Regions from separate parts of the Homo sapiens genome. Here region 2 is linked to region 1. A link is a loop called in an ENCODE intact Hi-C map of the cell type or tissue named here. Cell type or tissue: mammary epithelial cell. All regions are shown on one strand. Region 1 overlaps CASC15 (cancer susceptibility 15). Region 2 holds the start of LOC124901274 (a long non-coding RNA gene).

The links. A loop is a pair of places that touch in the nucleus more often than their neighbours do. Peaks named below come from ENCODE experiments on the same cell type or tissue, not always from the same donor. Only the 100,000 strongest peaks of a DNase experiment are listed, where the experiment ranks them.
Region 2: it touches region 1 in a loop (2.4-fold over the local background); 2 of 110 quality-filtered maps call a loop at or near these places.

The regions. Positions count from the first base shown.
Region 1 is chr6:21,866,672-21,871,671 of GRCh38, forward strand. The region is part of intron 4 of CASC15 (cancer susceptibility 15); the gene reads left to right. Among named protein-coding and RNA genes, the nearest start is that of CASC15, 200 kb to the left of the region's middle. In mammary epithelial cell, no CTCF peak of the experiment used is centred here; DNase peaks (open chromatin) are centred at 2,910 and 3,830; H3K27ac peaks cover 1,232 bases.
Region 2 is chr6:21,752,569-21,757,568 of GRCh38, forward strand. The region is part of intron 2 of CASC15 (cancer susceptibility 15); the gene reads left to right. LOC124901274 (a long non-coding RNA gene) reads left to right here and starts at 2,132. Exons shown (of 2, transcript XR_007059492.1): 1 at 2,132-2,248; 2 at 2,360-3,071. In mammary epithelial cell, no CTCF peak of the experiment used is centred here; a DNase peak (open chromatin) is centred at 2,523; H3K27ac peaks cover 1,619 bases.

The sequences.
Region 1 (5,000 bases):
TTACATAAAACCAAAATTGAATTTGAGAATAGAAATGTAAATTGATCAGGCTGGGCATGGTGGCTCACGCCTGTAATCCCAGCACTTTGGGAGGCTAAGGTGGTTGGACCACCTGAGTTCGGGAATTTGAGACCAGCCTGACCAACATGGAGAAACCCTGTCTCTACTAAAAATACAAAATTAGCTGGGCGTGGTGGTGGATGCCTGTAATCCCAGCTACTCAGGAGGCTGAGGCAGGAGAATCGCTTGAACCTGGGAGGCGGAGGTTGCAGTGAGCTGAGATCGCGCCATTGCACTCCAGCCTGGGTGACAAAAGTGAAACTCCATCTGAAAAAAAAAAAAAAAAGTAAACTGATCAAGAATATAATCACCTAAAGTATGACCCCCAAATTAGGAGATCGGTGTCATTAAAGATGAGAAAGAGGTTTATAAATAGCAATTTGGGGCCAGGCATAGTGGCTCATGCCAGCAATCCCAGCACTTTGGGAGGCCGAGGTGGGTGGATCACCTGAAGTTGGGAGTTCGAGACCAGCCTGGCCAACATGGTGAAACCCTGTCTACTAAAAATACAAAAATTAGCCGGGTGTGGAGTCAGGTGCCTGTAATCTCAATTACTCGGGAGGCTGAGGCAGGAGAATCGCCTGAACTGTAGAGACGGAGGTTGCAGATCGTGCCATTGCACTCCAGCCTGTGCAACAAGAGCAAAACTAAAAAAAAAAAAAAAAAAAAAAAAAAAAAAGTAATTTGGGGGCGGGGCTTGCTGGCTCACACCTGTTATCCCAGCACTTTGGGAGGCTGAGATGGGCAGATCTCTGGAGTCTAGGAGTTAGAGATCAGCCTGCACAATATAGAGAAACCCTGTCTCTACAAAAAATACAAAATTTAGCTGGACTTGGTGGTGCATGCCTGTAGTCCCAGCTACTTGGGAGGCTGAGGCAGGAGAATTGCTTGAGCCTGAGGGGTGGGGGTTGCAGTGAGCCAAGATCACACCACAGCATTCCAGCCTGGATGGCACAGTGAGACTTTGTCTCAAGAAAAGAAAAAGTTTGGTAGCCTTGACGTGATTAAAGTAAGACCATTTCATGTTAATTGCCCACTGAGAGGATAACACTCAAATGAACCCAGTTTCAGATTCTCCTTTTCACATCATTATGATATCAAATATTCATCCTCTATCCAAATTCATCCCAGAAGAGTTGGTATTAAGTACTTAGCTTCTAGGAGCATTGTTATTAGGCCTGGAGCCCTTGACATTATGTATGGTGTGAAGTATATGTAAAGATGAAAAGATGACTCAAGGCAGTAGGTGTTTGCTTAAGTGAATTACTTGTGATAATTGCATGGCCTCTGTACACAAATGGAAATATCTTCATTTTAAGAATTGGGTTTGCATTGTCAACGGTGTGTGGGACAGCTCCTGAGACACCTAAAAGATATATAATAGACAAAGTAACACTGAGAGATGCTCAAAACTACTGAGTTGAAGGAGCCATACTCTAAATAGAAGACTGTAAGCATTATGATACCATGTCAACACAGCTTAATAAAAAGCTACTTTACAAAGGGAGAAATATCGTTCCTAATGTTTTCCATAGAGTCAGTGAATGAATTGAGAAGTGGATCCAGGATTTCATGTATCAGCACCATAGGTTTTATCATTTATATAATCCTTTTTTCTGTCACTGTCAAGATTTTAAAGGGGGGATTATGGTTTGACTTAAAGAGAGTAGGCAATTCAGGCATACCACACAAAGCTGTTAAATCTCAGAGGCTTGAGATTTCTTGGCTCCTTTTAAGTTTTGGAAGCAGAGCACTCCTAGGGAATGCTATTCGGAATTGGCTTCATGGAGAAAATGTAGCTTTTGGGCAGTTAGCTTTTGAAGCTGAGAGAGGATAATAGGTTGGTGAACAAGAAGGCAAAAGTTGCTTCAGGTTTGAAAAATAAAGGAGTGAGGAGGTGATAGTCTTGTGAAGACTCTCACTGTAATAGTTCTTTGCAGGACCAAGTGGTTCTCCAGATCGAGCTCAATTTTCCCCTGAGTGCATTTTCTGAGTTGTGATAAAGCCCAGGTACCCTCTTACGGAGCGACTTATCTCTTTGTGCCCAATTGCTAGGGCTGTGCTATCATCTTGGCCAACTGCCCATTTCCTTTGGGTCTGAGAGAACATTTCAATTTAAATCTGATTGTATAGATTTAGGACTTGGGGGAAAAAAAGGTATCTGGAGTGACTTTTTTTTTTTTTTTTTTTTTGAGACGGAGTCTTGCTCTTTGCCCAGGCTGGATTGCAATGGTGCAATCTCAGCTCACTGCAACCTCTGCCTCCTGGGTTCAAGTGATTCTCCTGCCTCAGCCTCTGAATAGCTGGGACTACAGGTGCGTGCCACCACGCTCGGCTAATTTTTTTTTGTATTTTTAGTAGAGATGGGGTTTCACCATGTTGGCCAGGATGGTCTCGATCTCTTGACCTCGTGATCCACCTGCTTCGGCCTCCCAAAGTGCTGGGATTATAGGTGTGAGCCACTGTGCCCGGCCAACTTTTTTCTTTCTCTGCCTCCTACTATGAGAGTTCCCATCTTTGATGGATGACTCAGAATTCAAATTACACCTAGAAGCAAACACATCAGGCTTGAGGGTAGAGAGGGAGAGAAAAGAACAACTGTCCCATCTGTGTTTCATCCTGAGTGGGAGGTTCAAATCTAGGTATTGGCAGAATGAGATAAAGGAAGGAGAGATTGAGAAAGAGTGGAAGTGGGATGGAAAGTTATTAAGGGAAGTCATTCCAGGACAGTTTTCACCCACTCAGTAGATTACAGGACGCCATGGAAGAACTGAACTACCTCGGTAGGCTGCACCTCAGGCTCTGTGCAGACTAATGTTTTTATTGCTTAACAGGTATTGAGTCACCTTGTTAAATGCCATCCCTAATATAGAGATGGGCTTATTCCTTGCCCCAAAGCTATTGGGAGCCTAGTTAGGAAGACACGTAACACACACAGGTCCCAACACCACACAAGAATGGTGCTCCTGTCATTCTATTAAGTGGCTTACCAGGTGGAATGAAGTTATCTTGCTGGGAGTCCTCTGCCAGCGAGTTCAGTCTGATGAGAAATTTGAAATTTGATGCAACCACATTGCATCAATAGTAAGGGTTTTGGGAAGGCTTCGCTTTGCTATATGTTGAGAGAGACTTGATTCTTGGCACCGAGGAGGAGAGCTAATGGCCCTCACCCTGCACGTGCTTGAGTGTGAAGTGGTTAAAACAAAATTTTCTTTTACTTTTTAATTTTAGGTGATATTTTGATAGGGTCATAAGAATAGTGTTTCCTACCTAGGCCCATTGCTAATACCACTGTATTAAGTCTTCTTAGAAGCCCATGAATTCTCTGGCTAAAAAGTCCTGGGGGCTCCCTGTGCTAGACGTAGGGGGACATATAAATGGTTTTGAATTTCAGTTTCTATGTCAGTGAGAATTCTGTGCCAGAAAAGAGCATCTGCTCTTTATTTTACAGATGAGGAAATTTAGTCCCAGAGAGAGCGTGATTTGCCTCTTCCCTTGAGATTAGCCAGCAGAGTCAATAAGAAAAATCTAGGTCTTCTGATTCAGTCCAGTGCCTTTCTCTGTATGTCGCACTGTTTCCCTCATTATCTTGAGATTTGCTGGAGCCACAGGACTGCACAATGGTTGTGCATATGTGGATTTGAGTGCCACAGCTGAATTAACTCATGTCAATCTCAGTCCCAAGCCTGTTCCCACAACACGTGGTAAATCGTCACTCCTTGTGGTCTCAGAATTGGGTGCCTGGAGGATATCATAATCACCAGGGATAGTTTTTTCTGTTGCTGCCTGGTGCACACATCTCCTCTGCCTTGACTTGTCTGAAGTCTTTCCCTCTTTGAGGCAGGGACTGAAGGGGTGGAGCCCAGCTGTGCAAGTGCAAAGGCATGCAGCCCTAAGCTGAGCCTAATTTGAGCCCATTGAGTAGTACTAATTTTGACTCATTATATTTTTGAAAATTCAGGGCATAGGTTTTTTGTTTGTTTTTTGAGACAGAGTCTCACTCTGCTGCTCAGGCTGAAGTGCAGTGGCGTGATCTCTGCTCACTGCAACTTCCGCCTCCGAGATTTGAGTGATTCTCTTCCCTCAGCCCCCCGAGTAGCTGGGATTACAGGCACGTGCCACCACACCTAGCTAATTTTTATATTTTAGTAGAGTTGGGGTTTCACCATGTTGACCAGGCTGGTCTTGAACTCCTGACCTCAGGTGATGTACCTGCCTCAGCCTCCCAAAGTGCTCGGATTACAAGCGTGAGCCACCGTGCCCAGCCCAGGGCATAGTTTTAAGGCAAACGTAGTTGTGGTTTTAAGAACGCCGGTTTGAGGTGCACTGAGACTGAGCAGGGAGGGGTATTTGTTACTGTGGACCTGGTGATGAGGACTCCCTTATGTCTTCTCTGAGCTAGAACTTCTCTTTTGAATTGGCTTCATGCTTCAAACTCATGACCTCTCTTACCTTATTGGTTGGCAGGTTTTGTGCAATGGATTTTATCAGTAAGGAACTGAATTTAAATCTTGCAATTAGATAATGTGATTACTTAAGGGGACTTTCACTATTTTAGGCCGGGACTCCAATCAAATAAATCCCAGGCCCTGCCCAATCTATGTGCTCAAAATTTTCGAGTTTTCAGTTGTGATGGGTCACCCTCTGTATATTCTTACTGTAGTACACAATGCAAAATGTATCAAGATAATTAACTGATTTAGGTGTTCACAGTGCTATTATGGAACATTACTTCTTTTAGTGTGACACGCATTAGGCTCTATCACTTGTGTCATGCTAGCCTGATTAGCACCTCTTCCTAGGGCTGTACGCTGACTCTTATTTTTTTTGAGACGGAGTCTCGCTTTGTCACTCAGGCTGGAGTGCAGTGGCACAATCTTGGCTCACTGCAACCTCTGCCTCCTGGGCTCCAGCAATTCTCCTGCCTCTGCCTCCCGAGT
Region 2 (5,000 bases), 110 kb before region 1:
TGGCTGTAATTTGCTTTTTTGTAGGAGCTCTTTATAAATTCTAGGTAGTAGCATTTTATGTGTCTTTTAGACATTCTCTCCAAGTTTGTGGCTTGTCAGCTCCCTTTCTTTATGAGTCATTTTTAATGAACAAACATGAAGTCAAAGCACTTAGTTTTTTTTTTTTTGAGACGGAGTCCCTCTCTGTCACCTAGGCTGGAGTGCAATGGTGCGATCTCGGCTCACTGCAACCTCCGCCTCCTGGGTTCAAGTGATTCTCCTGCCTCAGCCTCCTGAGTAGCTGGGATTATAGGTGCCTGCCACTATGCCCAGCTAATTTTTGTATTTTTAGTAGAGATGGGGTTTCACCATGTTAGTCAGGGTGGTCTTGAACTCCTGACCTCAGGTGATCCACCCGCCTCTGCCTCCCAAAGTGTTGGGATTACAGGCGTGAGCCACCACGCCCGGCACAGCACTTAGTCTTTCACAATTAAATGTGATGCTACTTGTAAGTTTTTTAGCAGTCCTTTTAACTGTAATGTTTGGATCATTTGCATTTAATGCAATTATCCAGATGGTTGGGTTTGAAATCCATTATTTTATTATTTCCTTTCTTTTTGAGAAGTGCTGGGATTACAGGTGTGAGCCACCATGCTTAGCCTATTTTATTATTTCTTTTCTCTTTTCTTTCTCCCACACACTCCTCCTCCTCCTGTTGCATTTAATACTTCATACACAGAAGCAGAACTCCAGTACATTTACATGTTAGCAGTGTTTTGTCCTGTGGACAAGGAGAGGATTCCTTCCTATATTGGAATTGCCAGCTGTGTAGTAGATAACTGGAATAAAGTGTTTCTGATGGAATGTGTTTGGATATCACTCATGTAGGAAAAGCATAGGAGCGTGCGTTTGTAATTCTGAACACATTCAGTGGGTGGCTTTGTTTGCTAATAAGGTGGTTCTTGAAATGCCACAGAAGTGGACAAATATGTTAGAAAGTCTGAAATACTTGAACATGATACCTACCTTTGAGGACTAAGTGAGACAAGTGATGAGTCGAGGCGATATCAAGGCGATAGGGGAACATCTGTGGTAGCTCACTGGGCCTATGATCGCATTCTTCTCAGGTCAGAAGTCCCATGCGAGAGACCCAAAGCCACAGCTCGCTTCATTCCTCTGACGAAGGCAAGCTTGCTGCTCAGCTCTCCTACGTTAATCTGCCAATAAGTTCTGCAAAACTCACTTGGTTTTTTAAAAAACTAATTGAACTCACACGAAAGCTTTATCAGTCAACCCTTAAGTCTTGCTGCCTTAAACAGATCAGTGTAAAAGGAGTTTTTGTAATGTTTATAGAATGAGGTTGTGTGAGGTCACTGAAATGGTGTTTGTTTTTCTTGCAGCTATTTCAGTGGCAGTTATACAAAGCTTGATATGCTTTGTTTGGGAATGTGTGATACTGTAAGCATGCCATTTTTGGTCTGTGCTAACTGAAGCAACATTTTACCCTGTGTGTAGATAGTGTGGTGTATAATCATTCCTGTGATTTTAATAACAGAATTATAATATGTGAGACCTCAAATGGGTGTTAGACATCATCCAACTTCCTCACCACAGAAAAATATATAGGCAGGAAGAAATTTTAAAAACTCGTTTCATCATGCCAGCTAGGAAATTTTGGTAGATTATGTAAAATAGAGATTCACCCACAAAATGTAATAGTAAAGTTTCAAGAATGAGAATGGCAGACGAAGTTTTAGGAGAATGTCTGTTGCTCAAGTGAGGCATTCAGTAGAAAGTAGTGGAAAATTGGTTGGGGGTCATACATCTAAGCTTAGGAGCATTATATGCAATCTTACAATATTCTCAAGGCCAAATCTCATGCATATCTTTATGCAGCCCCTGTCAGAGACTGCGTTTAAGAAAGAAGATACTTTAAAAAAATGGTTAAAATGGTTTTTTTTTTTTTTTTTTGGAGACAGAATCTCGAAGTCTTGGAGTCTCACTCTGTTGCCCAGGCTGGAGTACAGTGGCGTAATCTTGGATCACTGCAACCTCTGCCTCCCGGGTTCAAGTGATTCTTCTACCTCAGCCTCCTAAGTAGCTGGGATTACAGGTGTGTTCCACTACGTCTAGCTAATTCTTGTATTTTTAGTATTGACAGGGTTTCACTATGTTTGTCAGGCTAGTCGTGAACTCCTGACCTTGTGATCCGCCAGGCCTCCCAAAGTGCTGGGATTACAGACATGAGCCACCACACCCGGCCAAAATGGTAAATTTTTATGTTATGTATATTTTGCTACAATTAAACAAAAGCAAATGCAAATAAAGACAAAGGAGGCTGTGGATTTTCACCATTTTTTTTCTTGTTTTTTGTGTAAAGGGGAAGGCAGTTACCAACCCCTGTGGACAGGAATCGCTTTTGAAGGTAGGGCTGAGGTGATCATCAACCAAGTTGTAAAGATCAAAACTGACCAGCCTGCCGGAGACTACCTAACCCTGTTCCTGTTTCTGCCGTATCAAGTGAGGACTTTCTGTTCCCTCTGGCGATGCTACTCTGTGTGACTCATGATTCCACGTAGGCTTGAAGGAATGGTCTTTATTCAGTGCCTGTTAGGTGTGAAGCAAGGTATTAGAAATTGTATATACATTATCACATTGATGTATCACAATCATCTGCTGGAGGTGGTATTATCCCTAATTTTTAGACAAAAAAAGTGAGATTCTGAGAGGGAAAGTGTAGTCTCCAAGCTCACACGTGTAGCAGTTCAGAGAATTCAAACCCAGATCTCTGTTTTTGAACTCCTTGACCTTGTCTTTATAATGTCATTGCCTCAAATTTTGTATCCACCCAAGCTAAATGGAAGGAAGAATTTAGTACCTTAGACTTGGTATATTGTTTTTCAGGGGAAATAAGTATAAGAAATAGGATTTCGTTTGGCATGGAGTATTTCATTCATATATGAGATTTTTAGTGGGAACCCACTTGGTGCTAGACGTTGTTTGTAGGCATTGGTGAGCCATATCTCTGTGCAAGACAGGCGTAGTCCTTGCTCTCAGGGAATAATAAATTATGCCATAGCTGTGTAAACCCACTTCGTCTGCATGCAGAAATTTATTTGAAACTGAATTAAGGACAACAATCAAGCTTTTAACTATTTCTCTGTTACTTTCATCACCATCAGCTGTGGTCCGGTTTAGCGGAAGCAAAATAGACAAATTCAGTAAAATGTCTTTCTGTGGAGAACTCCCAAAATGAATACGCTGAGCCGGGCACGGTGGCTCATGCCTGTATTCCCAGCACTTTGGGAGGCCGAAGCCGGCTGATCACGAGGTCAGCAGTTCGAGACCAGCCTGGCCAACATGGTGAAACCCCATCTCTACTAAAAATACAAAAATTAGCCAGGTGTGGTGGCACGCACCTGTAATCCCAGCTACTCGGAAGGCTGGGGCAGGAGAATCTCTTGAACCCGGGAGGCAGAGGTTGCAGTGAACTGAGATCGTGCCACTGAACTCCAGCCTGGGCGACAGGGTGAGACTCCGTCTCAAAAAATAAATAAATAAAAATAAAAATAAATACACTGAGTCTCATGATCTGAGAGAGTTAATGTTCTGTAAAGTTGCTGTGAACACTGAATTAGCAAATACTGAACCATTGCTCCTAGGGAAAATACAGGGTTAGGTTCCTGAGAGCCTCTGGCTGCAAGATTTTCATCAATGAACACATATGCTTATTTTATGTGTTTTATTTAGCATGTATTTTATTTAATATGTTTTATTTGTATTTTAAAATATATTTACATTTAGATTTGATACATATATTTAATATATGTGTAATTTAATGTATATTATTGGTTCATTAACATTAAACTCATGGCTAATAGTGCTACAACTCATGCCTAAGTGAAGCTTAGCAAACACGTGCCTTTTCTCTGCAAGGTACATCACAGACTTCTTGCGCTTAGTAACACTAGATATTAATAGCATTTCAGCCCTCCATCTGGGGGGCATTGCAAACAGTGAAATCACCAACAAAAAGCATAAAAATGCAAAGAACATGGCATTAAAAATGACACTTGTTTACATGATTGAAGCTGAAACAAGAAGGCAGCGTGTCACCTTGTTCAGCGTCAGCTGGGAATGTGTGTTGGGCAACTTAGAACTTTCACTGCTCTGTGCATGTTTGAGAAAGCAGGAAAGCACCATGCATATTGATTTTGGGGTTACACGTAAATTTCTGCAAGTTAGGTGAATTTGCAAATACAGAATCTGTAAACAGTAAGGTTTGACTCTATTAATGTCAATAATAAAACATAATGAGAAAAATATGAGATATTGCAATACACAGAATTCAAATAGGGCAATGGGAAGGTGCCTGGGGCGGGTGCTACAGATTGGGAGGTCAGCTGAGGTGTCTCTGAAGAGGTTTCATCTAAACTGAGATCTGGATTACAAGGAGGAGCCTGTCCTGTGAAGATCAGGGGGAAGGGCATTTGAGGTGGGAGTGAGTACAGGCAGGGCAAAGGCTCCAAGACAGAATGAGTTTGGTGTGAGGAAACCCAAAGAGACCACTGTGGCTGCCAGAAATGGAGAGCTTTGGAGGCAAGTACAGGCCTGGTCACTAGGGCCTTGTCGGCTGGAGTGGGGGTAAGGATTTGTGCTCAGTGAGTGATTCTTGCTATATTTCTCCGTAAATGTTGCGGCATTTTTTTCATTTTCCCTGCCACACTTCCTAAGTGGAGGTGTTGCTTTTTACTTCTTTGCTCTTTTTTGGTGTCCTAGACACAGTAGCCCCTATATGTGCTGAGTGACACCAAGCTTTCGGCTTCTGGTGCTGTAACCTTTCCTTCCTTCTGTGACCATTGTGAATGAGGATGGAGTATGAATGGGTGATATCATGAGAGAGAGTCTGCATTGTATTGTATTGGTGTGGTGGGGGTGCTGAGGGGTAGGGAAGCAGGAAGAGGCAATGTGTACAGGAATAAAAGTTACTTAAATGCTCCAGGTCTGAGTTTTCTTAGTTG